Linked DNA regions of Mus musculus: region 2 is linked to region 1. A link is a loop called in an ENCODE intact Hi-C map of the cell type or tissue named here. Cell type or tissue: left cerebral cortex. All regions are shown on one strand. Links, peaks and the distances in the headings refer to the core of each region. The heading gives the core; the rest is flanking DNA.

Region 1 (15,441 bases), core at 5,821-10,820:
TTCAGAACGGTTGTCCCTTGCACTCAGGGCCAGGTCTGAGTCCACCCTGGAAGCCAAGCTGCCTAGAACTGAGGTTGCACCTGAGGAGCCTGGATGGCCCTGCACAGGCTGGGATGAGATATCCACAACTCCCATCAAGGACAGAGATGGCCCACTAGGAGAGTAGCACCCCCACCCCCTGGGGCAGGAGGGATGAGCACAGAACCGGACCTTACCCTGAGTGAGAGAGGTATCAGACGCTCTCCGTCCCTCCTGGAAGCTGACGGGAGGTAAGACGGCTGTGCCCAGACCTGCCTGAGTCTGGAGCACAGGGGTGGCTGACTGTGATCCCAGGAAGGGCGAGGCCAATCTGACTGGAGAGCTGGTGCCCAGCAGCCCTGGGGTGGCCAGGCCACTGCCAAGCCCTGCAGGACCTTCACTTGCAGAGAAGGGGAGGCAGCTGTCGGAGCTGGTCCCTTCCGAGGGACTCGCCGTGGCAGAGGAGGAGACAATTATGCCTGTGGGGAGATCGGGTACTTGAGCAGGAGACCTCACACCCCAGCGTGCAGCCCGAGGGATGAGGTACTTGGCCTGTTAAAGTGAGGGGAAGCTGGGGTATGGTATTCCCCAACTTAAACTTAATCTAGGCCACCAGAGCCTAGAGCCCTGGCTATGAGCCCCTAAGTGCATGGGCAGATGGCAAGCTAACCAGCAAGGTTCAGACCCCAGGACAGGAAGAGAACCAAGGCAAAACACCTGTCCTTCAATGCCTGGGATAGCCAAGGGGTGGCCCGCCAGTGAGATGAGTACACGCGCGCCTAACTATGAACCATGGGTCATGAAAAACAAAACAAAACAAAACAAAACAAAACACACACACACACACAAACCCTAACTGAGGGAAGGCGGCAGGCCAAGGGCACATTTCAAGTGGTCTTGGCCCTCACCCTGGATGCTGGGTCTCTGGACTTACAAGGAGGGTTGAGCGGGGAGAAATGGGTGGAGACTTCAGCCAATGTGTGCCTCCGGCCTGTGCTTCCGGGCAGGGGTTCCTGGACCTCCTGTTCCTCCTCTAGGCTGGGACCCTGCCTGGCCTCCTCGCTGATAGCTGTGTCCAGCAGACTGCTGGGGGAGATGGATCGGTGCCGGAACACTCCACTGCAGTTGGTATCCAGGGGGAATAATAAGGGCTGCAAGGGAGGGACAGAAGCCCGTCACTTCCGGGGCTCTCCCTACAGATGGATCCTGGTGGTCCATCAGGAGAGAACAGGGAACCCACAGAAGACTAGCACCCACACACCTGAAGTGAGCTGTGGAGATCACAGTCTATCTCAGCCTGCAGGACAGACTGAGCCAAGGCCTGGGGCTGTGGGCACAGCAGAGAGGGCCGGAAAGGGTCACACGGGAGAATTTCTTGAGGAACCTGGGGCCAGAAAGGAGGGATGGGTTGTTAGGGAGTACTTCCAGCGTCAGGCACCGGTGGCAGCTGGCTGGTCCTACAGGTAAAACTGACAAGAGGCCAGCCAGATACTAGCTAATGATGCTAGGGGCCCAGTCTTTATCTGTGAGGTCACACACATGTGCAGGTGACTGGTGTGTGTGTGTGTGCACATGCATGCATGCAAGAACAACAGCCGGCAGGGCCTGGCCCAGAGTAAAGCAGCCATAGCTCCGCCCATACTCCACTCCCCACAGCCCCTCCATTTCCCACAGCTTGTGGCTGAAGCACAAGTTAGCTTGCAGTGAGGTCCGGGTACCGCCCTGACAATCAGTGCCATGTTTAAGCACAGGTCTATGAGCTCCAAGGGACATCTCACAGGGCCGGGAGAACTTGGGCTTTGAGAGGGAGCTCAGCCTTACCTCCAGACTGCTGAGGTCTGAGCTTCGGAGCTGGGGCTGTCTGGTGGGTGCAGGGGTGGGCCGGGATGAGGGCTGGGCGCTTCGATGCTCCTTGAGGCGCTCGAGTAGGAGGTAGTAAATGGCGGCAAAGTGGTTGTAGCTGCTGTTCTGCAGAGACTAGGGAGCAGGGATGGTAGGGTCAGGACGAGCCCGCTCGGCCTCACTAACCACTAGGCTTCCCTGTGAGACTCCTCCAGGTGACTCCCGGGCAGTCAAGAATATCCTTAGACAAGCTGGCGCTTAAACTAGACTGTAGCTCTGTTTTAACTCCACAGCAAGGGCCCTGCTTTTCCCAAGTAACCCGATCCCACCAGCATCTCAGGATATGAGGGCTAGGCACAGCCAGCCGGCCACCACACAGCTTGCTCACCTCTATAGTCCGCTGCCGGTCGATGCCGAGGGCCTGCATGATCCCTAGCACCTGTTCGTTGTAGTCGCCCAGGTTGGAGGTGTAGCCTTGCATGTCGAAGGCAGGGTCATCCTGCTGCAGGAGAGTGGGGTCGGCCTGCATCCACCGGTGCTGGCGGATCTGGGCTATGGTGATGCGCTTAGCGGGGTCCACGACCAGCATGCGTCTGATCAGCGTCTCACAGTCTGTGGACGGGAAGGGCTCACACTGAGGATGCGGAACTGGGCCTGGGGGCTCATTCCTACACCCACAGTAGAGCTGGTCACACAGGCAAAAACCACCCACATGACAGTCAAGAAGTCTGAAGCTGCCATTTTAGATTCCCCTGCTACAGAGGAAAGCCACCATGTTGGGGACCAGACGCAGAGAAAGACGCTCTATCTCTCTAAGTACCTCCTGTTGTGGTACACGTGAGGCTAGGCATAGTTATGAAACAGAAAGCCTTGTGTGTAAGAGGGGCTGGCATCTTAGCTTTGCAATCGACAATGGGGGAGTTGCAAAGATGAAGGGGCAATGGCTGGTGGGGGGACTGCAGAGGCAGGCTTATAGGAAGGAGACGGACTGCAGGGAGAGGTTCCTGTCTGAGTTGTAAGTAGGCCACTGGAAAGCACCTGTGGCTTGGGTTTCTGTTGCCGCCTGATCACCCAGTCCCAACTCGACTGCAGATTTGCTAAACAGCTGAGCAGGCACTGCCAAGACCCACCCACCACCTCTTGCCTAAAGCCACCGCCAGGCTTACCCAAGGCTCCTCGCACCCACCTTGAGACATGAAGAAGGGGATGCGGAAGCGGCCCTCCAGTACCCGCTGTCTCAGCGTAGGCAGGTTGGGCCCGTCGAAGGGGAGGGAGCCACAGACCAGGACGTACAGCACCACACCGAGGCTCTGTGAATGACCAGACAGCTCAGGTTGGGACCCTGCTTGCCAGCTCCGGGGACTGTGCTGGCAGGCAGCAGGGTCCACAAAGGGCTCCTACCCAGACGTCCAGCTGGGGACCCTCGTACTCCTTCCCCTCGAAGACTTCAGGGGCTGCATACGGGGGGCTCCCACACCACGTGGACAGAGGCTCGCCTGGCTTGTAGAAATTCCCAAATCCAAAATCTGTGAGGCAAAGGGAGAGAGGCACCCGCATCAGCTTGGGACGCGCACGCACTCGCGTCCCCACAGGGCCACCCCTCGCCCGCCAGGCGCTGGCATCAGTTTGGGACTCGTATGCACTCGAGTCCCCACAGGGCCACCCCTCGCCCGCCCGCCGGGCACACACTCTTGCCTGCTAGCTTGATATCCATGTTGCTGTCCAGGAGCAGGTTCTCCGTCTTGAGGTCCCGGTGGACAATGTGGTGGTTGTGGCAGTACTCCACGGCTGACAGAATCTGCCAGAACTTCTGCCTAGCCTCGTTTTCACTCAAGTGCCCGTTGGAAGTCAGATAATCTGAGGGAAACAACAAAACAGTCACACCAGAAGACACCGAGCCGGGGTGGGGGTGGGGGTGGGGGGGTCCTGGGGGGGGGAGGCATACAAGAGAAGGCGGGCTTCACCTAAATTAGCTATGACGAATTCAACTCACCAAACATTTCTCCATTTTTTGCAAATTCTGTGACAATGTAGAGCATATCCTTTGTCTCCATAACCTGAAATAACAAAAAGGAAAAACTTAAGTGGTAGAGAAAGGCGCACAAAGAAGCCGTGATAGTCGCACTTGAATCCCAAACAACCTTTGACCTCTCTCCAAGAAACAGCCTCCATCGTTTAAGGAAGGAGAGAGGGAAGGGGAAAAAAAATCCCACAACCCAGAGAAGCAACTTTAAACACCTTGGGAGAAGCCCCTCTGGCCCACCATCCTCACAACCCCTCCTCTTAAAGGGGACAGAGCCACTAACAAGACTGCACAGGGCAAGCACTTGGCGTGCCTGCCTCCTGGGAGCTCAGGGGGCCATGAGTGCTAGAATCCTGGGAAGGTCCTTTTAGAAGCCCCATGGACAAAAACCATAGCAGACTGAGTGATCAATACAAGTACCCCACCCCCACTCCCTCTACTGACAAGACATTAGGCCTTAAGAACACCTTAAGAGCAAGACATTAAAGCCTTGCCAGGTAAGCTACAGGGGATTGCTCTTTGTACAGTGCAGCGCCTGGCATGTGTCAACAGAAATGGTCAATGTCAACATACACCTTCAGAGTTCATTTATTGATCGGCAACTTTGTTACTTTAAAAAAAAAATTAAACCATAACTAAGCAACAAAGATTCAGGGTTTTGGGTTTTTTTTTTTTTTTTTTTTTGGTTCTGAAACAAATCAAAATTACACTTATGCATACGCATAGGTTAAATATTCCAGGGGAGCCAGGTATGGTGGCATACACCAGTAATCCCAGCACTCTGGAGGCAGAGGCAAAATTACCGGAAGTTCAAGGCCAGCCTGGTCTACATAGCAAGTCCTAGCCCAGTCAGTCTACGTAGTGAAACTGTCCCAATACAACAAATAAAGGAAGAAAACATCTCAGGGAGAGAAAGAGACTGTATTGCAATAGAAAGAAAGATTTCTTTGGGTTTAAGACATGCTGTTATTCCTTTAGAAGATACTTTAAAGACGCTTTTTGAGTCATAAATTTTACTAAGAAATGTGTTATTAAAAACCGTAGCAATTCAGCTAAAATTTCAGCCATTGTCCCCCTCCCCACAGTGCAGCAGAAGACCTCTGCTTAGGCCTTTTCTACACAGAAGAAAGGGAGAAGGAAAACAAACTTAGCGTCTATATCTTTTAACGTTTCAAGACCCAAAATAAACCAACTGTGTTGATATACATCTGTCATCAGAGACTACAGCAGGAGACTGCCCCAAGTCTAAGGCCATCAGGACACAGAGAGCACCAGGGCCAGCTAGAGCAGCTAGCTACATTGCAAGACCCTATCTCAACAGCCGCAACCAGACAAACACTCCCCACCCCCACCCAAAGGAGAGAACGGGATGCCTCAGCAGGACTCTGGGGTCAGAGGTCAGGTGAATGAATGCTAGACACCAGTATCAAGACCAGAGTACCAGTTGGCTTCAGCAGCCCACTCAATCGTGAAAGCTGAGTCACTGAAGACAGGAGCTAAAATATCCACTCTGACATCCATCGCCCGGGTAACATTTCCTCAGTGGTAAGAGCCTACCTAACCCGGTGGGCAAGTGGAAGGCAGGAAGAGGGTGCTAAGACAGCATAGACTGGCGTCCACAAACAGACAGGAGCATAGGAGTCTACCCTTCCCAGCCCCCTCTCTCAAGCACTGGCCCCGGAGGAAACCTGTCTTCGAGTACAACTTAGAGATGAAGATTGAAATAATGGACAACCCCTGAGTGCACAGCCCTAGGCTCTGTGCTTAAGAGATTCCGAGGGAGCCGTCACCACAGGCCAAACACAAACTCCGGAGACTTGTCTGCCTTTGTTCTGAGAAGGACTGGCCAGGGTAATTTTAAATTACAGTTCTTTCCCCTCCTGAACCATAAACACAGCTTTTCCAACTGTCCCTTGGAGTCACCTCAGGCTCATGAGGATCCTGAGAGTCACTGACAGGACTTACACACCAACACAAGCAGATACAACAATAACAACACCACGAGGGCTGGCTCCTCTATACATTGAGCTATTTCACGGCAGCAGAAGTGGCCAGTTATCACAAGGCAGATTGAGGAAGACCGTCAGGAAACAAAAGACAGAAACGGGTGCGGCATGTCCTCAGCCCAGCTTAAATGGCAAGTTCATAGGGCTGAAGTATCTCCCTTGCTTCCCCCAGCACTCCGGGCTACACTCGGGAGACGAGGGCTACTGCACCCCAAGACACTTTAAGGAGACCTGGGAAAGAACAGCTGCTTTTTAAACGTTTAGCAATCCTCTGCAAAGGCGGAAGTTTCCAGTTTCGCTCAAGTTTGTCCTTCACTCAAGCCTGACCGTACATACATATGGCTATCCTCACAGTGACAGGACTTCAACAACGGACTTCAACATGTGCAAAACTGGAACACATTACAATACTAGATAAAATTGGAACGAGGCAAAAATCAAGTAGAACCCAGAGCAAGAGACTAACAGTCAATAAAGCTGCAGAGCCCAGTGAAGGTCAACCTAGTTACTTTGTACTCTGTGTTCAGTTCCCACACAGCCTTAGAAACGCTGACTACCTTCAGGGACCCAAGAAGGCTCAGGGTGTGACATGTGGAAGGATGGATGTGCTCACGGTGCGGCGAGGGTCCTTCGGCTCACCTGATAAAGCTTGATGATATTTGGGTGGTTCAAAAGTTTCATGAGCTGGACCTCCCGGTAGATCTTCTCCAGATTGCTAGAATCTAACCGTGTCTTGTCAATTATTTTTATTGCAACCTACAGATTTTAAAAAGAAAAAAAGGGGGGGAAAAACTTCAAGTAACCTCATTACTTCATTTGTACTTTTTTTTTGGACAAATGAATTTCTCAAACATTTGATGTCTTCAAGAGGTCACAAGAAGTTGGGGGAAAAAATTAAAAGAAGCCACTAACATTTTTTAAAGGGATAGAAGTTAAATTAAAGCCTCTGTATTTTTCAGCTAGCTTTATTACAAGGAGCTGCTCACTTCTGTTGTGTTCCCCCCTCTCTATTTCTCTCTCTCTCTCCCTCTCTCTCTCTCTCTCTCTCTCTCTCTCTCTCTCTCTCTCTCTCTCTCTCTCTCTCTCTCTCGGAAGGGGGCGGTTGCTGGTCATTATTATCTTTGCTCTTCCCTAGTAATTGTACAAATTATGTAGAAGCATAATACAAAGCTTTTTTCCCCCTTTACCAGACTAAACAATGTCATCGTTTACAATTGTGACAATCAACTCCACAGGACTGAATCAGCACAGGGGGCCACCCCCTGGCTGGATCCACCCCCTGGTTTAGTCCCCCCCCCACACACACACACAACACGCGCGCGCACCTGCGTTTTGGTGACTCGGTGCCGCGCCAGCTTAACCACTGCAAAATTGCCTTTGCCCAGGGTCCGTTCCACGTCGTAAAAGCCCACCCGGAGGGGCTTCTGCTGGCCCTGGCCAGTGCCTGAGGGGACCGCACTGAACTCCGACATGATCACCATGGCTTCGGGCCGCACCTGCGGGTCAGCGAGGAGTGCGCTCAGCACCGACCGACTCCGGCTCGGTCCCGATCCCATTCCCCGCCAAACCCGGCCACTGAAACTGTGTCCGCCAGGCCACCACGCGTGCGTCCTCAACCCTCTGTTCCTCCAGCCCCAGGCTCCTAGTGTGGCCCCGACCCAGGTTCGCAGCTCACACCCCCACTCGCTCATTCCTTGATACAGTATCTCCTCGGCTAAAGTCCCCACGCACACACTCCTCTATCCCGAACCCCCAGCCTGCGCCCCCACGCGCGCGCCCCCTCGATCCCAGGTTCCCTCAGTGCGAGCCCCCACGCACGCGCCCCCCGACCTCCGGTCCCGGCCGGGCGCGCGCGCCAGCAGTCCACCCGCAGTCGACCCCAAGCCAGCTCCTGGACACCCTACGGTCCCGGGTTTTCACCGCGCTCCCGTCCACCAGTGCCAACGCTCGGCTCCTCAGGACAGGCTCCACAACCGGGCGCTCGCAGACCCGCCTCCGGGCGCCGACCCGCAACAATAGGGAGCCCGCCGGGCTGGAGTCCTGCCCGCGACCCCAGGCGCGCACCTGCGGGTTTCGGAGACCCGAACCCGCGCCATTGCTCACCTCCGCCGCCCTCCGTGAGCCCGACCCGGGATGCCACCCGCTCGGCTGCTAGCTCTGCTCCGGTGCCCGCCGTTCGCGCCGCCGCCGCCAACGCTGCCGCCACCGCCCGGGCCTCGCCGCATGTCAGCGCCCCGCCGCCGCCGGCCGCACGCGGCAACGCCCCGCCCCGCCCCGGCCCCGCCCCGCACAAGCCCCGCCTCGCCCCGCCCCCCGCGGCAGGCACAGCCCATTGACGTCGTTTTGACGCCAGAGCGACGCGCGGCCCGGTGCCTGCCGAGGGGGAGCGGAGATCGGGCGGTTGCCAAGAGACTGGAGGCTCTGACGCGCGCGCTGGTGAGGCCGTCGCCATGGCGACCGCGGGCGGTGACGTCAGGGGCCCGGCTCAGCAACCGCCCGAGACTGCTGGCGCCCCCTGCCGGGCATGGGCGACACTGCTGTAGCCCACCCCCCCACCCCACCCCCGCCCCCGACTAGGAGACCGAGCCTGCTTTAGGACCACTTCCAGGGGCTTCATGGTGGGTACGGTGCCCTTTGGGTGCTCAGTGCTCGCTTCGGACTCAGCAGGGTGGAATAGAGCTGCGGGATTTTCGGCGTGGGACTCTGGGGCTGATGGCCCTAGACTGATCAGTCTGCTATGCTGGGCACTCGATGTGCCGCCAGCAGTGGCTGCCCCTTGACCCTCACTTCATCCCTGAGAGGGCCGGCCAGCTGCAAGAATGCCTGGCTCTAGGAAAGTGTTGGTTAGTTGAACGCCACTTACTTTTGTTATAGAAAGAGAGAGGGGGGGGGGGAGGAGAGAGGAGAGAGAGAAAACCTCTAAATATTCAGCAAGTTGGAAAGTTAAAGCAGGAAAACGCGACTCATTTTCCCAAAGCCTCCTGCTTCAAGGGCCGCCTGGTCCAGCAGTGGTGTCCTGGGACAGCTGAATAGGACGCGTGCTTTAGACACGGGCTGCAAAAGGACCCAGCCACTACTCAGGGCTGATAGGTGGGGCCCTTGGAGGACTGGGCACTTTGCCCATTTTCTTGCTGTCTGCCAATTGGCCCACCCTGTCTGTCCCCAAGCTGCTTCCAGACAACAGATAGGACACAGGGCGGCTGGGACCTTGGAACTGACCCTGAGAGTGCCTGCCGGAAGCAGGGCCCATTAAAGGGGAGACGGAGTGTGGAGAGAGTGGAAATGGCATGTGTGTGACTCCTTCTGTTTGTGTTCCCTCACACCTCATCAGAAAGTAAGATGTGTTCTTAAGGGCAGACGAGAAAGGGGACAGACGATTCTCCAAAGGCTAGGAAGGTGGCGGTTTGGAGCTAAACTTCTGTGTCTCTCTTCCTCGTGGCTTCCTGTGTGAGAGAAAAACTAGCACCGGGTGGATTGATTAATCACAATTGATTCAGAATTCATCAGAATTCATTCCTCAACGGAGGAAGACTTCCTGGGTAGAGGCGGGTGGTAGGCTGGCCTGAGATAGGGCTCGCAGGGGCCAGCCATGTACTACTGCTACTGTACATTACTCCCACAAGGATCGTACCAGTTGCAGCCCTGCCTTTCCCGGTCCGTGTGTTTTGAAGGACATTCAAGGACAGTAGCCATCTCAGGGCCCCTTAGTCTTCCAACATGCTCCCCCTGGTTTGTCCCAGGTTCATAAATCAAGGTTTGGGGCAGTTATTTAGTCTCTCCTATCTGAACAGCTTACTGCTGTTCCCCTCACCCCTGGGCGTCCTAACATCTCTCCCTGTTCCCAGGAGAGCTGCACAGAGGGTAGGAAACCCCTTGTTCTTACCTCATGGGCCCCCATCCTTTCCCAGCCTGTCCACCCACTGGCCTCGGTCTAGCCAGAGCCTTCCCAAAAGGTCTGAGGTGTTCTTCGCAAGCATGTCATCAGTGTGAGGTTCCAAAGGACAAATGGCTGAGGTGCCTATTAACCTGTCAGGGCTGACACTTGCGTTAGTATGTCTCAGCATCTAAAGTGCCTGGCTCCTCTCAGCCGCCTTATTCTTATGTAAGCTAACCATTTTGGCCATGGACTGACTCTCTTGGTTCTTCTTTGGTCTCTTTCTCTCTCTTCCCCTGCCCCCTCTCGGTCTTTGTCATCTTGGTCTTCTTTGTCTCCCTCTCTCTTCTTTATCCTCTTGCTCCCCATTTGTCTCTCTCCTCTCATGGTCCAGTCTATTGTTCTGACCATGTTCCATCTGGACCCTTCCAGAGGCCTCTGGTGGTTCTCTCCCTCATGACTACAATAAAAACAAAAACAAAAAAATTCCCCTCAACCATACCTCAGTCATGTCCTCAAGGCAACACAAAAAGCTTGGGGCCCAGACCTAGTGGAGGATGCTGTCCGGAGGCAAACCCGGATCCAGGCAAGTGTCTGGCCCCTCCTGAGCATCTGCTTCCAATAGCTGTCCTGTGCCAGCAGTGACCATATCTGTTCCTCCCAGATCCTAGAGGAGGAGCTTGCTGTGTCCATAGAGGCAGAGAGTGGGGCTGGTACCTGGCACTCTCTTGAAATCCTGTCTTCCCCAAGTGGTTCTGTGTCATTGATCCCTGGAAACTATTTCTTCCAGCACCTTGTTTTTTGTTGTGTTCTGTGGTAATGTTTTGGCACTTGAGGAGGAAGAGAGCACCAGGCATGCGCTGCTTTTGGAGACATGAGCAAATGACTCAGGGATTCCTCACCTAGATCAGGGGAGGGGCACTAGATTGTGCCAGTGAGGTGACTTGGTGACACAGTACTCTGACTGGCAAATGAGAACCACTCTGTTTCCCATCACACCTGTCCTGGGAGTGTGATGGTCCTGGAGGCTGGTTTTCTTGCTTGGACCATGAAGTTGGAAGTCCTATCTGCTGGGCCGGAGCTCTTCAGCTGTACATGACTATGCAGGCCATGCCACGGCCCTACCTTCCCGACCTAAATCGACACGCACAGAGCCTGGAGTTCTACACCAGCTCCGAGAAATGGGCCTGCTACCCTGAGCTGTGAGGACCTTGGTGTTCCTCTGAGGAGAAGGGTGGCTTCCTGTATCATTGAGAGTTGAACAAGACACCCTTCTTTCTTGGCCCACTCCACTTAGTACCAAAGGGCCCCTTCCCCTTCTGGCTGAGTCTCTCTTGGTTTCATGTTTTGCACAGCTTCTGCCTGGTGGCTCCTGAGGCAGTCAGGAAAAGTGGGCTGCCCCAGCCTGGTCACTTACCTTGTTCTATTTGGGTCCACCTTACTTCTGAACTGTGACAAGCTGCTGTGTGCTGAGGCAGAGTCACAGCCCAGGTTTAGAATGACAGCAGAAAGGAGGCCTAAGACTGAGGAATCCCCAGTCATGGGCCAGGAGCTTAGTGAGCAAGTCTACCCAAAGGCTGCCTAGCCTTGCCCTTGATAGCATCCCACCTACCCAGAGGCACCTGCCCTAGAATGCCGCTGTTGTTAGAGTATGCCTGGGCAGGGACATCCGCCTCCCAGGACAGTGACCAGATCAGCCAGCAGGAACCACTTATCAGAGCAACAAATCAACAAAACAAGCCAGGCCCCTAGGCTCCCAGCTGAGAGAAGTGGGAATTCTGGAGACATGGGACGGGACACAAATGGGAGGTGTCTGGGTTCTGGAGAGGTGGCCCAAGACAAAACAGATGGAGAAGCACCTGTGCACATACCAGTCGATATGTGTTTACCTATGGCCAGCTAGCCCTGGTTACAGAGCACCAGGCTTCCTGTTTGTAATGGGAAAAGTATTCGTTAATTAAGATTTCAGCTTTTGGGTCTTTTAAGTTTTATTTCTCTCTCTTTTTTTTTTACATTAGCACATAGAGTAATAGGCTTCACCATAAGAGTTTTATACACCAGCTTGTTTATTCTCTCTCCTCTCCTTCTCCCCTTCCCCCTTCCCTCCACATGGCTTTTTTCCTCTTTCAAATCTCAGTATTGGCTTACAGTCGTCTCCCCACCCCCAACCTTCCCAGAAGACACCACTTCCTCTCTCTAGTTTGAATACCTGTGTGTGTGTGTGTGTGTGTGTGTGTGTGTGTGTGTATTCACATATAGAAATTAAAATCTAGGCTGCATCCATGAGAGAATGTGTGGTATTTGGTATTTGTCTTTCTGGGCACGAACACCTAAGATAGCACTCAGTTCTATCCATTTTGCTGCAAATGTCATGGATTCATCTTCCTTTGCAGCCGAATGAAATCCCTTTGGGTGCATGGAGCACATTTTCCTGTTCATCCACCCAATGGTGGCTAGCCAGGCTGATTCCACGTTACCTGTCGTGAACAGTGTAGCTAGAAACATGGATATACAAAAAACATCTGCGTTATACTAGCTTGGGTTGGTAAGGCTGGGTCATAGCGTAGTTCTACATTTAGGGTTTTTGTTTCTTTTGGTTTTGGCTTGTTTGTTTGTTTGTTTGTTTGTTTGTTTTAGAACTCTCCTTTGCTGGTTAGTTTTTGCCAGCCAGCTGGGAAGAGAGAACCTTAACTGAGAAGGTACTTACATCAAATTACCTTTGGCATTTTCTTGATTGACAACTGATGTGGAAGGAACCAGACTACTTTGGGTGGTACCACCCCTAGGCAGGAAGTCCTAGGTGGTATATCGAAGCCGGAGGAGTCTCCATGGCCTCTGCTTAAGTTTCTGCCCTGTCCTCCCTTCATCATGGACTGTGAACTGTAAAGCTAAAATAAACCCCCTCCCCAGCGTGCTTTTGGTCGCGGTGTTTATGACAGCAGTGGAAAGCACCTCCATACGAAACTTCACAGTGACTACACGGTCTTGTAGTACCGCCCTGCAATACACAAAGGTTGGAAGCTTAATTTTTAATTTTTTTTTCCTTTGGGAACTCAGGGCCCTTACATGTTCTAGGCAAGTGCTCTTCCACCGAGCTACCTTGCCAGTCGTCATGAGGAATCATGGGCACTTGCAGCAACATGCCTTACTCAATGGTCCGAACCTGAGGACCATGAGGCCTTTGAATGCCTGTGTGGCCAACCTGTGCTACAAACTTGTGAGGTTGCCGGAGATGGATGGGGTCAGTGTCTATAGGATCAGCAAGGGCCAAAAAGGACCATCAGAACCTAGTCAGTCGGGGGCCTTGTTTAGGAATGCCTCCTTGGGACTGCTCATCTGCCCTGGGGAGACATGTCTGAAGTCCCCCGTGCCTCCTCCAGGATGAATAGACCTATGTTCATGAATGTCAGCTCTTTGCTGTTCAATCAGAGGAAGCGGGCACCTGGGGAATGTCAGTTTGTTTTCTGATACTGTGACAAAATGCCCGAGCCCAGAGAGCTGCTTTGCGGTGGCCTTCTTTGGTCGCTGAGGCTGCTTTATGGTTTATCGAGCTGATGATCCTGAAGTCTGGAATGTCCAAGAGCAGGATGCTGGCTTCCCTCCAGAGCCTTCTTCCTGCATCATAAGGTTGTCATAACTTGATGCAGGCAGCAGGTGCGCCAGCTCAGGCCCCTGTACCTTCCTCTTCCTATAAAGCCACTAAAGGCCCTAGGGAGCCCTTCCTTTGTGAACGCATGTATCCCAACTACCTCCCCAAAGCCCCAGCTCCACAGACCATCAACATAGAAATTTGGGGACTAAAGCGACAGCAGGTGAACTTTGAGTCTCCCAGCTCAGACCCTGGGAGTGGGGTGAGGGTGGGAAAGGCAACTACAAGGAGGACACCTTCAGCAAGCACAGAGATGAACAACGTTCTGACTGTCCACATGGCAGAGTCTGGGAAGCTCTGTCTGGAACAGATATGGAGAGAGAGCAGCCCCAGGGCCCCAGCATGACCCGGAGCCGGCCTTATGCTTTACCACTGGGCTCTCTGCAGGGCTGCACAGGGCGCTGTGACTCCCATGACAGATGTTTAGTGGTGACTCCCATCCTCTCGGGCCCACCAGCTTTGCACACAGCAGACTGCTGGGTTTGTTGGTTTGTTTTCTTTAGTCCAGACAGAAACCATATATACAAGTTTCTACAATCCGTATGAGCCGTGCTAGGTGCTAAGGGTGTGAATGTGAGCAAGCATGCCCCAGACTGCCAAGAAATGGTGACACACAGGGTGACACCCTGCCAAGGTCAAGGTGAGAAGGGACAGGTCAACCCGAGTATTATTTGCACCAAGAAGTCCGCTATCAGATGGCCCCCAAAGGCTCATGAGTTAGCAGCTGTGGCGGCACTGTTAGATGCTGGAAACCCTGGGGTTGGATGTCACCCGCACCATCTTTCCAGGGCATTGGTTCTCAAAAGACAGACAACTGAGGGGCTGGAGAGATGGCTCAGTGGTTAAGGGAGCTCTGAGATGCTCCTTTTGAAGGTCTTAGTGTCAGTTCCTAGCACTTCATGCGACACCTCACATCCATCTGCAACTCAGTTCCAGGGAATCTGACACCTTCTCCTGACCTCTGTATACATGAAGTGCAGATATAGGCACAGAGAAAAAAAACACCTGTACGCATAGTTAGTAATATATTTAAAAAAGATGGACAATTGAGACAGGAAACCATAATCAAGCCACTTGCAAAGGACAATGACGCAGGACAGTGAAACAGAGGGCTTGGCAGGGACAGTGGCCTTGGATGACCTGTGAAGTGTGGACTTTGGCACAGGCCCGAGTGTGCCCCGAGGGTGCAGGCAGGAGGCAGCCATTTGCCTCTTCCCTATGAATTGTGACCTGGATATGGGGTCTGGAACAAGCTCTGAGTTCAGGGTGGAAAATCTGTCAGTGACCTTCAGTGAGGCCAAGTGTCTGTTTGCAATGTGCTGCCCAAATGTTTGCGTGGCCTCTCCAGAGGCGCTTGAGGGCAGGTGTGGTACTTCAGGTTTACCGAGACTTGAGGCATTGCTGACAAGGTTGACAGGGAGATAGAAAAGACAAAGAAACTTAAGGTTTAACCTTGGCAAGCAAGCTGGAGAAGGGAGCAAAGAGTTGGAGACCTGGTAGCTCAAGAAGTAAAAGCAATTCCCTACCATTTCTCACAGCTCAGACCCCGAGCGTGGGGAGAACCCACAGTGATCTCCAAGTAAAACCCACAGTCGTCTAGGAGGGATAGCCAGAGAGAGAGAGAGAGTGAGACCTAAGGGCCTGGAGTTTGGCTTTCCCCTTGTTTTCTGGATGGAGCTCTAGTGATTTTTAGCTGCTTGATGTAGGGAGAAGATGGCTCCTGAGCACTTGGGCCTTTCCTATGAAATTACAACCATCCATTTTCGTGCACAAGGGGTGTTCTAAGGGTTTCTTTTTTCCTGAAACCAAGCCAATTGCAAGGTCAACAGTTATCCTGCATACCCAGCTGTATCTCCATGTCCTTTCTGGGGTGTGTGTGTGTGTGTGTGTGTGTGTGTGATTGGCTACTTTCTTTGATGCTGTTACAAAATCCGGAAGAGAAGAAACCTGGGCAGGAAGGGTTTATCACAGAGCTCAGTTTAAGGCTGTAGTCCATCATGGTGGTGGAGGCTGTAGCTATGACAACGGG
Region 2 (15,441 bases), core at 6,827-11,826, 89 kb before region 1:
TGTAATGAGATCCGATGCCCTCTTCTGCTGTGTCTGAAGACAGTGACAGTGTATCCACATATATGAAATAAATATGGCCGGAGCAAGAGGGGCAGGAAAAAATAAAAAATAAAAGATAAAATAAAAAATAAAAGGATGAAGCTAGAGACCAGAAGTCCAAAGTCATGGTCCCGGTAGCATCCTGTCTCCTTTGTTCTCTTCCCGTCTGCATCTATCTAGTGCTCGCTCTGCTCAGCTCTCCCTAGGCTCTTTCTTCTCCCCTCTCATCAGGCCCAACATTGCCTTTAGAGCCCAATTCTAGACCAGGATGCTCAGCTCTAGGCCCTCAGCTGTGACTCATCTGTACACGGCTTTACTCAAGTGGATTTCTGCATGTAGGGCCCTGATGCACAGGGATCTCGATGGAGCGCCACTCAGCCCACTGCAGTGGGAAATTGAGGTCAGAGTGCATCAATCAGAACGGTGGGATTCAGGACCATGAGTCAGGACTGTGTATAAGCTACCTTTCAATGGAGCAGGCCATGCCCTGCCATGCCAAGGTGCCCTAGAGGAGTCACTTGATGCTGATAGCAGCCAGAACCAGGCTCCTCTCTGCACCCCTCACCAATGAATCAGATTGGGAGAGACCTCTGAGCATGTGAACCTGTGCCCCAAGGGGTGTTCCAGGGACAGTCTCTCTCTATCCTACCCTTAGCTTTCCTTACCCAAGGGCCCCACAGATATGGCTGTCCCCAAACTACAGTCATTCAGATGTGATCAGTCCTATGGAAGCATATATGTTCAACAGACTTCTGCAGACCCAAGGGATTTTCTTGGCAGCCTTTCTTTCTCCCATGTCCTTCAGCCAGCTTCCCTTTGTCCCACGGACAGACATTGCTGGGTTCCCCAGCCTTGCCCTCTCTCTAGTTGCTGCTTCCTGATTCATTGTGGGTCCCCAAACCCACAAGCTTCTGATCAGGTTTGTGTCTGGAACAGTCTGGGATGGATACAGTACCCCCTACACAGCTAGCAGTCTGTGTATTTATTGGTTATCAGTGAGAACAACCTGGGCCCCAGGACATTGCCATAACTTTGGCTGTCACAACGTGAGGCACTGATACTCCCCAGTAGGTGGATGACACAAAGTTGCTCAGCACCCCAAAGACGCAGGCAGCACCTGACTGTGTGGCCTTAAGAAAAGCCAATCTGGGCTGGAGAGATGGCACAGTGGTTAAGAGCACTGACTGCTCTTCTGAAGGTCCTGAGTTCAAATCCCAGCAACTACATGGTGGCTCACAACCATCCATAATGAGATCTGATGCCATCTTCTGATGCATGTGAAGACAGCTACAGTGTACTTAGATATAATAACAAATAAATCTTTAAAAAAGAAAAAAGAAAAGAAAAGTCAATCTACACCAAGCCAGCTAAGCTTCTAGCCATCAGTAAGGATGGCCTGTGGGGGAGTGGGGCCCTGAAATGATCCAGTCAGCCCTTGAGGCTGCTCTGGTGGTCCTCCCAGAACACAGGTATGTGCCCATTGTCTTTCCTGGCATCTCTCTGAGCTGGTGGTGGCAGTTCTGAGCCAGGTCACATGCTCCTCTGTACTTGGGCCATGGTTCTGGGCTCTACTTACTGCCTACTGGAAGTGGCCACCTGTCTTAATCAGGGTTTCTATTCCTGCACAAACATCATGACCAAGAAGCACTTGGGGAGGAAAGGGTTTATTCAGCTTACATTTCCACATTGCTGTTCATCACTGAAAGAAGTCAGGACTGGAACTCAAGCAGGTCAGGGAACAGGAGCTGATGCAGAGGCCATGGAGGGATGTTCTTTACTGGCTTGCTTCCCCTGGCTTGCTCAGCTTGCTCTCTTATAGAGCCAAGACTACCAGTCCAGAGATGGCACCACCCACAAGGGGCCTTTCCCCCTTGATCACTAATTGAGAAAATGCCTTACAGTTGTATCTCATGGAGGCATTTCCTCAACTGAAGTTCTTTTCTCTGTGATAACTCCAGCTGTGTCAAATTGACACAAAATTAGCCAGTACACCACCTTCTGGTGCCTGGGGACTTACTTCTCCTAGGCTTTACATTCATGGTGGCTTCCCCTGTTTCTCACCCAGTGATCTAGCTTCTTAGAGCATCCATGGACTTCTTGGGGTTCACCCAGTCTGATTAAGGTACGTCTAGTGCTGGGTTTGGGGAGATGCTCATTGGCCAGAGCCTCGAAGCTGCTCATACAAGGACAGGATGATCTGGGACTGTGGTTGTGTAATGGTGAATGCCACAGTCCTGTCCTTTCCAAGTGTCTAGGAGACGCCAGATGGTGGAGGACTCCGGTACCTTCAGGTTCCACCCAGACTTCTGAAACATTAGGACTTTGAAGACTGTGGACAGAGGAACCCAGGCTTGTGACCAGCTGAGCCCAGGATCACCAAAGCCCACAGACCCAAGAGCCCAGCTAGACCCCAGGATTCCCGGGAGCCAGGCCAGCTCCTCATAGCTCGAAGAAGCATGGAGGCTATAGATGAATCCTTTTGCAGACCTTCCTTCCTCTGGAACATTCTGGAAAGTACATCACAGCTATAGGGTTCCCACAGCCTTCATTGGTGTGGACTCTGAGGACAGCATTATGAGAAGTGAACCCTGCTCTCCTTGTTCTAGAAAGTTCTTCCTGTTTCAGAGTTGACACAACCCAGCCCTGTGCCTGTACACAGGCTGTCTTCTTGTGTCCTCCTCCTCCTCCCTCTCCTCCCTCTTCTCCCTCTCCTCCCTCTCCTCCCTCTCCTCCCTCACCCCCTCTCCTTCCTCTCCCCCCTCTCCTCCCTCTCCTCCCTCTCCTCCTCCTCCTCTTCTTCTTCCTCCTCCTCTTCTTCCTCCTTCTGCTCTCTGGAGTCAGGGTTTCTTTGTGTAGCCCTGGCTGTCTTGAAACCCACTCTGTAGACCAGGCTGGCCTTAAACTCACAGAGATCTGCCTGCCTCTGCCTCCTGAGTGCTGGGATTAAAGACGTGTGCTACCACTGCCTAGTGTTTTTCTCTTTTCTTAAAGTTATTTTGCAAGTGTTTTCCATGCCATTAAGATGTCTGCTCTATCATTAGAAGTGTTATAGATTTTCCAATCCTTTTCTGTTACCCCGAGTCCACAATGGACCACCATAGCTCATTGCTGTGATCAGAAGGCCCTGAAGGCTGAGGTCCAAAGTCAGTGGGCTGGGTGGCCATACAGGAGCTGGGGCTGGGGGGTCCTCTTCTGCCTATGTATAGTCATCTTCCCATGGGAAAGCTTCACAGGCAAAGGGTGGCATTGACCCCATCAGGAAAACCTACCCTCATGCCCCCATCTACTGCAGACATCTTTCAACCTCCTCTCCCTCAACACTCTTACATTAGAAGTAGGCTCAGCGTAAACTCAGTCCACAGCAGGCAATACAGTCCTATCCCTTAGCATGACTTCTGGAAGGAGGTTGCAGTAGTTCTACTTAAAATTTCTTGGTTAGAATTGTGATACCCAGTCACACCTAGTCTGTAACAGCTAGAGAATGTCCCCAGCTAAAATTAGGTGGCTCCACAGCAATATACTCCGATACAGAATCTGGATGGAGCCTGCATAGTGGTAGTGCTGAGCACTTTGAATTCTTGCATTCAGGCGTGCCCAACCTTTGACACTGAGCCCTGATGTCATCATTGTCTATAAAATCCACAACCAGGAACCACACAAATGAGTTACAAAACACACATCTCACAGTGTCTGACCTAAGTTTATAATATTGTATGGACCCTGCCATAGCTATACTCGGTGACATGTGGCCCATGGATCTATCATTTATAGATTATGCCTTGTGGCCCAAAATGACTGCTGGAGCAGCTGCCATTGTGCCTGCATTCCAGCCCATAGAATCTTTTTCACTGAGTCATGATAAGGGGTGAAAATTGAATGCATTCATCCAGGGCTGGGGTTCTTATTATTAGCAGGAAAGGATGTCAGGGGTTCCATACTTTTGGTGACCTCAAGGATATTGCACATAGATGCCAAATAGGGCACCTTCTTATTTTGACATTCACTGTCTAGCTCCCATCTCTGCTACTTAATATCGCAAGCCCCTAAAAGTCACACTGTTCCAGTTCCTCCTGGTGTGAGAACTGCCTCTTCCTCTATACCAGGCATCATCAAAACTTGACGTTCTTTTGCTGAACTGGTGTGAGCTGGGCTGAGTGGTTGGCTTGGGCATCAGGGCCAGCGCCTGGCGCCTGAGCTCAGGGTATCTCCATCCTAAGATAATGCCAGCAGCTCCTTGTATCTCCCTGAAGTCTAAGCTGTCTGAGTCTGAGCCCCTTCCTGGGCACGCTTGTCTGAAGGGTTGCATGATTCTTTCTGACAAAATTCTAAGTGGACGAAAGGTTCTAGGAAACAGCTAGATGTACTTGGAGGCATTCTAGAGGCAGTTAATAGGCAAGGCGAGTCTTGAGTTGAGAGATACTCTGTTCTCTACAGCACTGACAGACAACCACGGTGATTATAAGGAATGAGAATGAGGTTAGCTGCATCTCTGAGACTAGAGGTGCCTTACTTCCTACTACAAGTCTCTCTGATCACCTCTGCGGGTACAGTAGGCATGAGAGGGAGGTTGACTTTTCTCTACCCAGGCCTGGGTGGTGATTGGCTGGAAACAAGATGAGGAGGTGGTTCCAGACCTAGGACAGCTGCAGCTTTGTCCATCCTCTTACTAGTGGGCATATACATTTCAGATTCATGGACCGGCGGAAGGGGGCCAGTAGCTTCTGTTTCAACGGAGCCAGTTTGTATATTGAAACTTTATAAGTTGTGGAAACATTGCTCCTAAAATGGGCTTCTCCATAGCCAGAGGAAGGCAGGGGTGCCCCCAAGACTCTTCACCAGTACATGTGGGAGTAGTGTGGGCCATGTGCAGAGGCACATGAAGTTATGCAGAGAAGGAACGTTCTGGTTACGGACTGACCACGCCCAGGTGCTCACCGGAGTCAGTGAGAAGATGAGAAAGATGTCCCTGTCCTTTCAGCTCTATTGAAGAGCAGTGAGCAGCAGCAGGGACTGCACGCTACACGTGGAGTTCACAGCTCACAGATTGGAGCTTTTGCTTGCATGTAGTTGCAAGCAGGGGTAGGGTGAGAGGTGACCTGTGGCCTCCTCCAGAGGATGCTGAAGTCACTGAATGGCCTCAGTTAGACTTAGGGCTTTGTGGAAATGGGGTTCCTATGATCTCAGTAGGGAGCGCTAGAGAGTCAGCAGGAATGGTTTGGACGTGGGAGGGAGGCCAGCATGAGGGCACAGGAGAGGACTGTCATACATGGAGGACAGAGGCTGCTGGATTCTGAGAAGCCTGAACCAGAGTTTTATATTGACTATGTTAATGCTCCCGTCTTTGATTTTGGTCTTCTGAGCTGTGGGACAAGGGTTTCCTGTGGTCTTGGGCCAGTGTGCTTTGTTACACAGCCCAAACTGATCGATAAACCCAGCTTACAGAGTACGGGTAACATCAGTCCTAGGTGGCTGCCCTGGACATTCGCCCCATGGTGCCAACCTCATTGTCCACTTGTGTTCATGGTTCTTGGAGGACCACTGCTGGGGGGACCTCTCTCTCCACCCAGCCTTGCATCAGACCCTTGTGACCTCCCTGGGGGTCACTCTGGCTCTTACTGTCTGGCAACCTCACATTGCTTCAGTGGTGGATTTTGTACACTAGTGACTCAGGCTCCAGGCCTTTGCAACCTTGGAGACCCATAAGCGCACCAGGGTCCCCAGAGCTCCTACAGCCATGTTCAGCCTTGGCCGTGAACTGTCTTCTCCCTTCTGGTGGTCAGATACTGTGGCGGTTTGAATAGTTTAGCCCCCACAGAGTCATGTGTTTGAATTCTTAGCTGATGAAGAGTGTGACCTTGTTGGAGTGGGTGTGGCCTTGTTGGAGGAAGTATGTCACTATGGTAGTGGGCTTTGAGGTCTCCTATGCTCAAGTTACACCCAGTGTGCCACACAGTCTCCTTCTGCTGCCTGGATCAAGATGTAGAACTCTCAGCTTCTTCTCCAGAATCATGTCTGCTTTCAATTCACCATGTTTCCTGACATGATGATAATGGACTAAGCCTCTGAAACCATAATCCATACCCAAGTGTTTTTCTTTATAAGAGTTGCTCTGGTCATGGTGTCTCTTCATAGCCATAAAACCCTAAGAACAGAAGTATCCACTGACGGCCAAGACTAGAGGTCCAGACACTCACTAGCAAAGCCTATGACTGTCCCAGGGTCTGCCTCCAACTGCTGCACCTTCTGATAGTGCCCTTCAACATGGTGCCGCCATATAGAAGGCAGAAAAAGTCATCTCCTTGCTCATCACCCTTCCCTGGTCATGTCTTGCCTCTGCCTCAGCACCTCAAGTGTCCTCCTTTGAAGGTATGCTAGCTGAGGTCCCTGTAGAAATTGGGGTGGTTTTTGGTCACACTTGTATCTTTGTCCCACCATGCTCTGACTGGGGCCACTGATGATGACCAAGTCCTAGTGACCTCATGGCTTTACTGTCCTACCACAAGTATCTTGGAAATTAGACTGCGTTGATGGTGATCCTGTGGCTGCACCAGATGGGGAGCACTCAGGACACATTTCCCCACAGGATGCAAACACATTTCAGAATCAACCCCACCTCTAGCAGCTCATGGGAACTCCAGTACAAGGTTCCCAAGGTGATGACAGACTGGCAGGGCAGGCATTCAAACTGCACCCACAGACAGCTTCCTTCCTGTCCATGGTAGCTGTTTTAGTTAGGGTTTTACTGCTGTGAACAGACACCATGACCAAGGCAACTCTTACAAGAACAACATTTAATTGGGGCTGGCTTACAGATTCAGAGGTTCAGTCCAGTATCATCAAGGCAGGAACATGGCAGCATCCAAGCAAGCATGGTGCAGGAAGAGCTGAGAATTCTACATCTTCATCTGAAGGCTGCTAGGAGAAGACTGGCATCCAGGCAGCTAGGATAAGGTTTTGGGTTTTTTTTTTTTTTTTTTTTTTTTGGTTTTTCGAGACAGAGTTTCTCTGTGTAGCCCTGGCTGTCCTGGAACTCACTCTGTAGACCAGGCTGGCCTTGAACTCAGAAATCCGCCTGCCTCTGCCTCCCAAGTGCTGGGGAGGATGAGGGTCTTAAAGCCCACAACCACAGTGACACACCCACTCCAACAAAGCCACACCCACTCCAACAAAGCCACACCTTCTTTTTTTTTAATTAGGTATTTTCTTCATTTACATTTCCAATGCTATCCCAAAAGTTCCCCATACCCTCCCCCCAAAGCCGCACCTTCTAATAGTGCCGCTTCCCAGGCAGAGCATATACAAAGCATCACAGTAGCCCAACAAAAACCTTCCAGAAATGACACTAGGCAATAGAGTGAGGAGCTTTTATGTGGGTGGGGCAGGCCAGCTTCCATAGCACCTGTTTTAGCTCTGTGTGCGACTCAAGCTGCAGGCAGAGTAGGTTCAGACAAAACCTGAGTAAACGCCCTGCGCCATGCAGGCTGAAGGTTCTCGTGAAATACCAGCCCAATTTCCTGCTTTCTTTTTCTCCTATCAAACAAGCCAGAGATGAAGTAGACATGTCCAAGACACAAAGGCCTGAGCAGGAGAGCCCTCTCCAGTGGGTTTATGACCGACTGGCCATCCTCCTGGAGAATCCAGGCAGATTGTGCAAAGAAGGATTGCATTTAAAACTTACTTGTATAAGACAGAGAGGTTACTCCAGAGACAGCCTTGAGGGAGAAGCTTGAGCCTGACCCTGAGTGTCAGGGACACTGCTATGTATCAGGAGACCTGGAGCTGTGGCTGGCTGCTTCCACAGTCCTAGGTATTCTAGGAGGCAGCCTGAATTGCTCTTCACTCGGCACAAGATCTCAGCAGCAGCTGAGGCCTGAGGCCCACTGGCACTCTGGGGTAGGGTTAGTTCTTGATATTCCTGTAACCACAGCCTAAGCCAGCCGGCCTCAGGGACTACAACACACGGTTGTGTGCTAGACAGACCCACCTGGGCCCATGTCTTCTCTCTATATATTGTTCACAACATAGCTGGCTCCAGGACCTGAAACCAGGAGCTGGGTGGGGCTCACAGGTCTGCTTTGTTTGACATACATTCTGCACTTAAAACGTGAGGGATTAAGTGCCAATATCGATACTCCGTGAATTAATGTAAAAAAACATTCTGATTTGGGTCTTTCAGGAAAAATAGGAAGATCATTGGCTAGGTTTAAGGCCTAACTGCCTCCTCTGGGTCGGACTCACTAGCTTCCCAGTGCCTGCTATTTACTTGCAAATGTTTGGAAAAGGGGTTATAGCTCAGGGGTTCTTAGAATCTCAGATATTACTGGGTAACATAATAAGTTTTGATCAAAAGCTTCACGAGTGAGTGAGTAAATGAAATTAGTGAATGAGTGAAGAAACAAATGAATAAGTAAAGAAATGAATGAATGAGTGAAGAAATGAATGAGTGAAGAAATGAATGAATGAGTGAAGAAATGAATGAGTGAAGAAATGAATAAGTGAAGAAATGAGTGAGTGAAGAAATGAACGAATAAATGAATAAGCAAAGAAATGAATGAATGAATGGAGAAATGAATGAATGAATGAATGAATGAGGAATTGAATGTGGCAATGGAGACAGGGAAAAGCCATGAATAAGATGGCCCTCAGAACCCATGCAGTGGGGGGGTTCTGGGGATAAATCACACCGTCTGTTTCCTCTTCAGACTGACTTTGTAGCCTGCTGTGTGACTGGCCAGTCTCTGGCCGCTGAGGTCGGTCCCAGACATCTAGTCCTGGGTGACAGACTGCTACAAGGCCCTTGATGTTCCTCCTGAGGCCTGGGAAGGCAGCCCATGCCCATCTGCTCCAGCTTCGCGGCGTGAGGCCTGCCGTGGGAGCTTCTGCGCTGCCTTTTAATGGCCCGCTTTGTTCTTGGCTCCGCGCACGCAGCCAGCCTGCTCGTCTGCTGAGCGGCCACATGCCAGTCATTAAGATAGCAGGCTGCCTGTGGAGCTGGACAGCTTCCATCACCGCTCACTCGCCTAGGAAAAGACCCCTTTCTTTCTGGGAAGGAGCCTGGTGACACAGGAGTGTGCCTGCTGCCTTCTCTGTCACCAACTGTCAATTTGGACTTCAAGAGGAGTCCGTGGGTGCCCTGTGAGGACAAGGAAGCCGCACCCACGGCCTGTCCTTGTAAGGTGCATGCGTGCCTCCTAACTATAGTGATAGTCTTCACCCTTCTCTTCAGCAAACCCAGGCCTGTGCTTGCCCTACCCACCTGGACCAAGGCCAGCAGTTCTGTGTCCCTGGCAGACGGCCTGGGACCGGCAGATAGATGCACGGGAAGCATTTGCTGCATCCCCTTTAACTCTTGCCTTCTGTTCTGCAAGTGGGACAAGGAGCATCGCTCTGGACCAGTGACCCCAAAATGCTTGTCCTTGTGGGGAACACGGGTCTATTTCAACATGCAAAGCAGGTGGGAAGCTGCTAAACATAGCTTCTGGGCTCAGCCCCAAGTGCTGGGTCTTTCTTCTCTAGAGTTCATTCACATTAGTGTGCAAAGCAGACCGGCTCTGATGAGGACACCCCCTACACACACACACACACACACACACACACACACACACACACCCATTCCACCCTAAGCCTCCCTGCAGAGCTCAAACTGGCTAATCTCACTATCATAAAGCAGAGTCTAGCCAAGGAGAATAACGCCCCAGATAAGGAGGCAGAATGGGACCCCAGATCATGCCCCGTACCCCTATGCTGCTCTGCCTGCATGGACCCGAGTGGGAGGCAGAAGCAATGCCCTCTGTCACTCCTTATGGACTGGTTAGAGGAAGGGTCAGTCGGGGGGAGCATGCAGGGACAACTCCACAGCCACGAGACTGAGGATGGCCTGTAAGCTACCCCTGAGCCCCAACTTTGTATGAGCAAGGAGAATTTAGAGACAGAGTTCCCCTGTAGACCAAGGCTGGGCCTCAAACTACACTCCAAGGGACAGTGGCATGGTCCCAGGAGGCTGGGATGGAATCAACCTCCTGTGTGCTCTGAGATACATGTTGGCGCTCCACTGTTGGGATCCCCTTCCCAAGGACAGGTTTCTTGCAGTCCTTGTAGCCTGACACTGCCCCTGGGTGGATTGCCGGTACTACCTCCAGGACCAGGAACTCAGCTCCTATAGAACAGGTCCTATAGGAAGAGCCTCTGTGCTCTTCCAAGGGTCTCCTTTGCATGCCGAGGGGACCCCAGATGCCCACTATGCTACAGGAAGCAGAACAAAACCTGGATGTCTCTTCTCATTGTGTGAACAAGACAAGGGTGCTCGTCATACTGCTTGTTTGTATGTGGCCCATCGAGTGACCAAGCTTCCAGTTCCTGTTCCCCACAAGCTTCCTGTGGCTTCCCCAGTAAAGTACCAGCAACCAAAGAGATATGGAGGACATGGCAGACACATGCCCTTTTCATTGGCTTTTAAAGAGTGTGTGTGTCTCTCTGTGTATGTGCATGTTTGTGTGTGTGCATGTGTGTCTGTGCATGTGTTTGTGTATGCGTGCATGTGTATCTCTGTGTGTGTCTGTAAATATGTACATGTGTATGTGTATCTGTATGTATGTGTGTCTGTATATATGTACGTTTATATATATGTGTGTGTCTGTGTGTGTACGTGTGTATGCATATGTGTGAATATATACATATATATATATATAACATATATATATGTCTCTCTGTGTGTGCATATGTGTGTGTCTCTGTGTGTGTCTGCATAGATGTGTATATGTGGGTGTGTATGTGTGTGTTTGTGTGTGCAGGGTATGGCTGCTCTAGAATGGAGAGGTGTGTATGTGTGTCTCTGTGTGTCTGCATATATGCACGTGTATATGTGTATGTTTGTATGTGTATGTGTATATGTGTGTGTATATATGTGTAACTCTATGTGTGCATATTTGTGTGTGTCTGCATATGTGTGTGTGTTCAGGATGTAGCTGCTCGAGAATGGAGAGGAGGAGGCCTTGAGAGGCCATTGTATGAAGTTCTGAGATGAGGCCCAGGCTGCTGTTGGAAACCCAAGGAGACTGAAGATGTCAGGATCATGGGGCATTTGTTAAGAACTGTGGGCATGGAGTGGGCCATTCCAGGGAAGAATTCATGTGTCCGCTGTCTGACAGGCAGAGCAGGCTGCTCAAGCCTTCTGGAACCCATCTGATTCCGTCACAACTCCAGATGCTGAGCACGGAGCTGCAGGGTTTGTGTTTTCTGGGCTGGGTTTTTTGGTCTTGCTTTGGGTTGATCATTTCTTGCTGTACCTCCATACCTCCATTTTGGAATAGGAATATTCACTTTGTAGCATTATATGCTGGAAGTGTGGTGGTTTGAAGGAAATGTCCCCATAAGCCTCAGGCACTTGAATACTCCTCCCCAGTGGGAGGCTGTTTGGGAAGGACTAGGGGGCATGGCCTTGCTGGAGAAAGTGTGTCACTGGGGGAGGGTTTTGAAGTTTTAATAGAGCCACACCATTCTCCTTAGCTCTCCTCTGCCTCCTGCTTGTGGTTCAGGATGTGAACTCTCAGCTGCTGCTCCAAAGCCATACCTGCCTGCCTGCCTGCCTGCCTGCCTGCCTGCCTGCCTGCCTGCCTGCTGCTGTATTCCCTACTAACAGGGTCATAGAGTCTTACAGCGCAGGAAATGTAAACTCCAAATAAACACTTTCTTGTATAAGCTGCCTTTTTTTAAAAGATTTATTTATTATTATATTTAAGTACACTGTAGCTGTCTTCAGATACACCAGAAGAGGGCGTCAGATCTCATTAGGGATGGTTGTGAGCCACCATGTGGGTGCTGGGATTCGAACTCAGGACCTTCAGAAGAGCAGTCGGTGCTCTTAACCACTGTGCCATCTCTCCAGCCCATATAAGCTGCCTTTTATCACAGCAGCAGAAAAAGAAGCTAATACAGGGGTAGCTAGTTTCTCATTCATAACAATACAATTAAGAGACTTTGGACATTTAAACTGTTGGGGGATATCTGAAGTTGGACTGGATGCATGTTACATTATTAAGGCAGCGATAGTCTAAGAGGATCAGGGGTGGGAAGTTATGGTTTAAAGCTGATGACTTTGGGTGTCAAGTTGGGGTTATGATAGTGTTAATTATCAGCTTGGTATGAACTAGAATCACACCAGACATGAACTGTTAGCATCCCAGAGAAGGATGGCTTCTGGGCAAGCTTGTGAATTTCTTGCTTAGGTTAAGTGGGAAGACACATCTTATTTGTAGGAGGGGTCGTTCTCTGGGCAGGGATCTAGGACTGTGTACAAAAGGAGAAACTGAGCTAAACATAAGCTTTCATTCTTCTCTGCATGCTGACTGTGGATGCCATGGGATCAGCCCCCACAAGCTCCTGCAGCCCTGATTCCTCCGCCATGATGGACTGTGCAGCCTTGAACTGTGAGCCAAGATGAACCCTTTCTCCTTGATGTTGCTTCTGCCAGAGAATATTATCATAGAACCAGGAAAAGAAAGAAAGATGCCATATAGCTGCAAATTAGTTAAGCTTCTTGATGCTTCTGGTGGGGTATGCATGCATGCCACGCCCACCCAAGAGCTCTGGATTAGTGAAAGAAAGACACATACATGCTAGATAATTTTAATATGCTCAATGGTTGAGCATTTCTAAACCTCCCCGCGGCTAGTACACACACCCCCTCTGATATTCCTGGCTTAACACCTTCTAAATCTATGCCTTATCTTTGTTGCCCTGTTCCCTTCTGGGCAGCCCCTCCCGTAGGGCTGCCTTTCCTTTCCACATAATTGTTGGATACTTTCTCTTCTGCAGTTCTTAGATTTGATCCCTCTCCCTCTGAGTCATGGCCATTGATTCTCTTATTTTTCTCCCTTTTAAAAGTCCCACCTCTGTCTCTCCTTACAAATCGAAGCCAGCTGGGAACAAGGGTCCTCAGCATCTGGAATCACAACTTTTGGGAGCCAAATTAAGACAAAGCATTAGAACTGATCCCTAGCAGTGCCAGCTACCCAGTACCAGCCCATGCTTGATTTTTTTCCCCATGGTCCCTATATTGATCACTTTCCCATTGCTGTGGTAAAACTCCCACGATCAAGGCAACTTAGAGAAGAAACTAGTGATCTGGTTCCAGAGCATTCGAGTCTATGCTGGTGGGCAGCATGGCAGCAGGTGGCAGGCATGGCAGCAGGAACTAAAAGCTTGGATTCTGAACTTCAAACGTGAAGCAAGAGAGAAACTGAAGTAGGTGGGGTTTCTGCTCTCCAAACTTTCCCCAGTGACGTAAGGCCGCACCACCTAAACCTCCCCAAACAGCGCCACCATCTGGAGACCAAGTGTTCGAATGTCTGAGACCATGGGGACATTCTCAACTGTACTATTCCATTCCCTTAGTACTTTCCCACAAGTGGTTGGTTTGACTGATGTTTGATTAACTCTGCATTTGGTCTTTGTGTCTCTTAATTTTTTTCTTAATCTAGACCAGTTCTCCTTCACTTTTCTTCCATGCTAAGGCCTATCCAAGAACCCAAGCAAAGCCTCCTGCTTGGATAACTCTTTGCAGAACATACTGTTAACTGGCTGCCCTGCCGTACTTCCTTGGGTTGAAAAGGAAAAATTCATTGGTGTCCTGTGGCTCTGGAGTCACACACACTTCCATAAATGTGGACAATGGTCAGTTAATTCATGTGGTGGCTACTTGGTGCTGCACTCTGTCAGAGGGAATGCTGGCCCCAGGACATCCAACTTCCCAGAGACATTTGCCTTAGTGGCCTGAGGCTCACTGGTGATCGGTGATGGCCACCTGAGTAATGGCTTCCAGAGTGCTTGCAGAGGGCCAGTTCTCACTTTCTACACCTACCCTGGATTTGTTAACCAACTGCTAACAAAGAGGAACTGTCCATATCATTTGCTCCAAGCTTATAAAACACAGAAGGATCCGATGAGTGCACAGTTCTCTCCCCCACCTCCTTAACTAGCAATTGTCTGAGGGAGGAGTTAGTCAGCACAGACATGATCTCCAGTGGTCGGAAGGGAGATTAAACCTTTTTCATTATTTTTTGGTGTCGTGGGAATGAACTGGGGGTGCACACATGCTTGTGTGTGTGTGTGTGTGTGTAATTAATTCTCTAAATTACACATATTTGAACCCGTTGCAGGCAGGGTGCCTGGACCGTCAGAGAAGGTCTCCTCAGCTCAATGCCCTAGGTCATGACATAGGTCTACATAGTCTCTGCCCTTTCCTTAACCTTTTGCATAACCCGAATCCTGCACGTACACCCCCTTTCTTCCTTTGCTTTGTAGTCAGTCAGCCACAGCAGGTGGGTTAGTTAGCTGTTCAGCTGCCTCAGGGCTGCCAAGCGGCCAGGACTCCCAGCCTCCTCAGGAACATGGAAATAAAAGCTGTTTTTAACCATGAAATCCCAGGTCTTGTTCACACCTACAGCTCTCCTTTGCTACTTAGCCAATTAGACCCTGCACGGGCATGCTTGTCTCGGGCAATAATAACTGGGGTACCTTCTCAGAACTGTTGATTTTCCACAAAGAGGGGGAACCCCCATGGCAGAAACTATGCTGATAGTGGGGACTGGTGCAGTGTTGTCCATGGCCTCTGCAGTTCTCCTCTCTGAAGATGTAGCCCGCTAAAAAAAGTCCAGTCTGAATACCGCTCTCACATCATTTGAAATAAATCTTTTTTTCCCCTCTACTTGGTTATTGTATAAATCTTGTATAAGCTTTATTTTGTTGGCTTCTTTTTAAAGGATACTTTGTTTTAAAGCTGAAGGTTATTTGTTTATTTATTCTTAACATGGAGAACAGCCACATGGTTCTGGCATCAACTGCTACAGCCAAGTACGTTTGGGAAAGTTAAAGTCTACCACCCCGGTGCTCCTAAGTCACTATTTTTTATTAGCTTCTTATTTATCTTTCTAGGTCATCTTTGCAACTACAAATAGCCTCGTGTGTATTCACGTTTGTCCTTTTCCACACAAACAATGGCATGCCACGTTATCACACCCTGCCTCTTCACAACAGATCTGAAACACGTTCCATCTCTGAGGTGGTAGGGGCGCCAAAGAGGCAGCCCAGCAGGGTTTGCCGTGGGGATGCTGGCAGCGAGGCACTCCCTGGACTTCAAGGCATCTCTGCTACTGAGAAGGTGAGTGTCAAGCTTTGCTCCAGACTCTAACCAACTGGGGGACTCTGAACTTGACTCACATGTCTTACCCCGCTAAGCTTTTTTTCTTTGTTTCTTATTTTTTTTTCTTATGTGTATGGGTGTCTTTCCTGCACATATGTTTGTGTACTGTGTATACATAATCAGTATCCTCAGTGACCAGATCTTCCTGGGACTGGAGTTTTGGATGGCTGTGAAGAGCTACATGGGTGCTGGGACTCAAACCT

The links. Peaks named below come from ENCODE experiments on the same cell type or tissue, not always from the same donor. Only the 100,000 strongest peaks of a DNase experiment are listed, where the experiment ranks them.
Region 2: it touches region 1 in a loop (4-fold over the local background); 7 of 42 quality-filtered maps call a loop at or near these places.

What each region holds. Positions count from the first base shown.
Region 1 is chr17:31,847,680-31,863,120 of GRCm38, forward strand. It overlaps Sik1 (salt inducible kinase 1), which reads right to left and starts at 8,125. Exons shown (of 14, transcript NM_010831.3): 1 at 7,993-8,125; 2 at 7,215-7,385; 3 at 6,529-6,645; 4 at 3,854-3,917; 5 at 3,556-3,717; 6 at 3,262-3,386; 7 at 3,047-3,170; 8 at 2,249-2,472; 9 at 1,840-1,995; 10 at 1,280-1,402; 11 at 953-1,169; 12 at 216-497. The coding sequence starts at 7,370. In left cerebral cortex, for the core only: CTCF peaks have their summits at 8,393 (motif pointing left) and 8,592; DNase peaks (open chromatin) are centred at 7,297, 7,477, 8,297, 8,647 and 1 more place; H3K4me3 peaks cover 2,843 bases; H3K27ac peaks cover 2,208 bases.
Region 2 is chr17:31,758,038-31,773,478 of GRCm38, forward strand. No RefSeq gene overlaps it. Among named protein-coding and RNA genes, the nearest start is that of Gm30316, 30 kb to the left of the region's middle. In left cerebral cortex, for the core only: no CTCF peak of the experiment used is centred there; DNase peaks (open chromatin) are centred at 8,996 and 9,405; H3K27ac peaks cover 193 bases.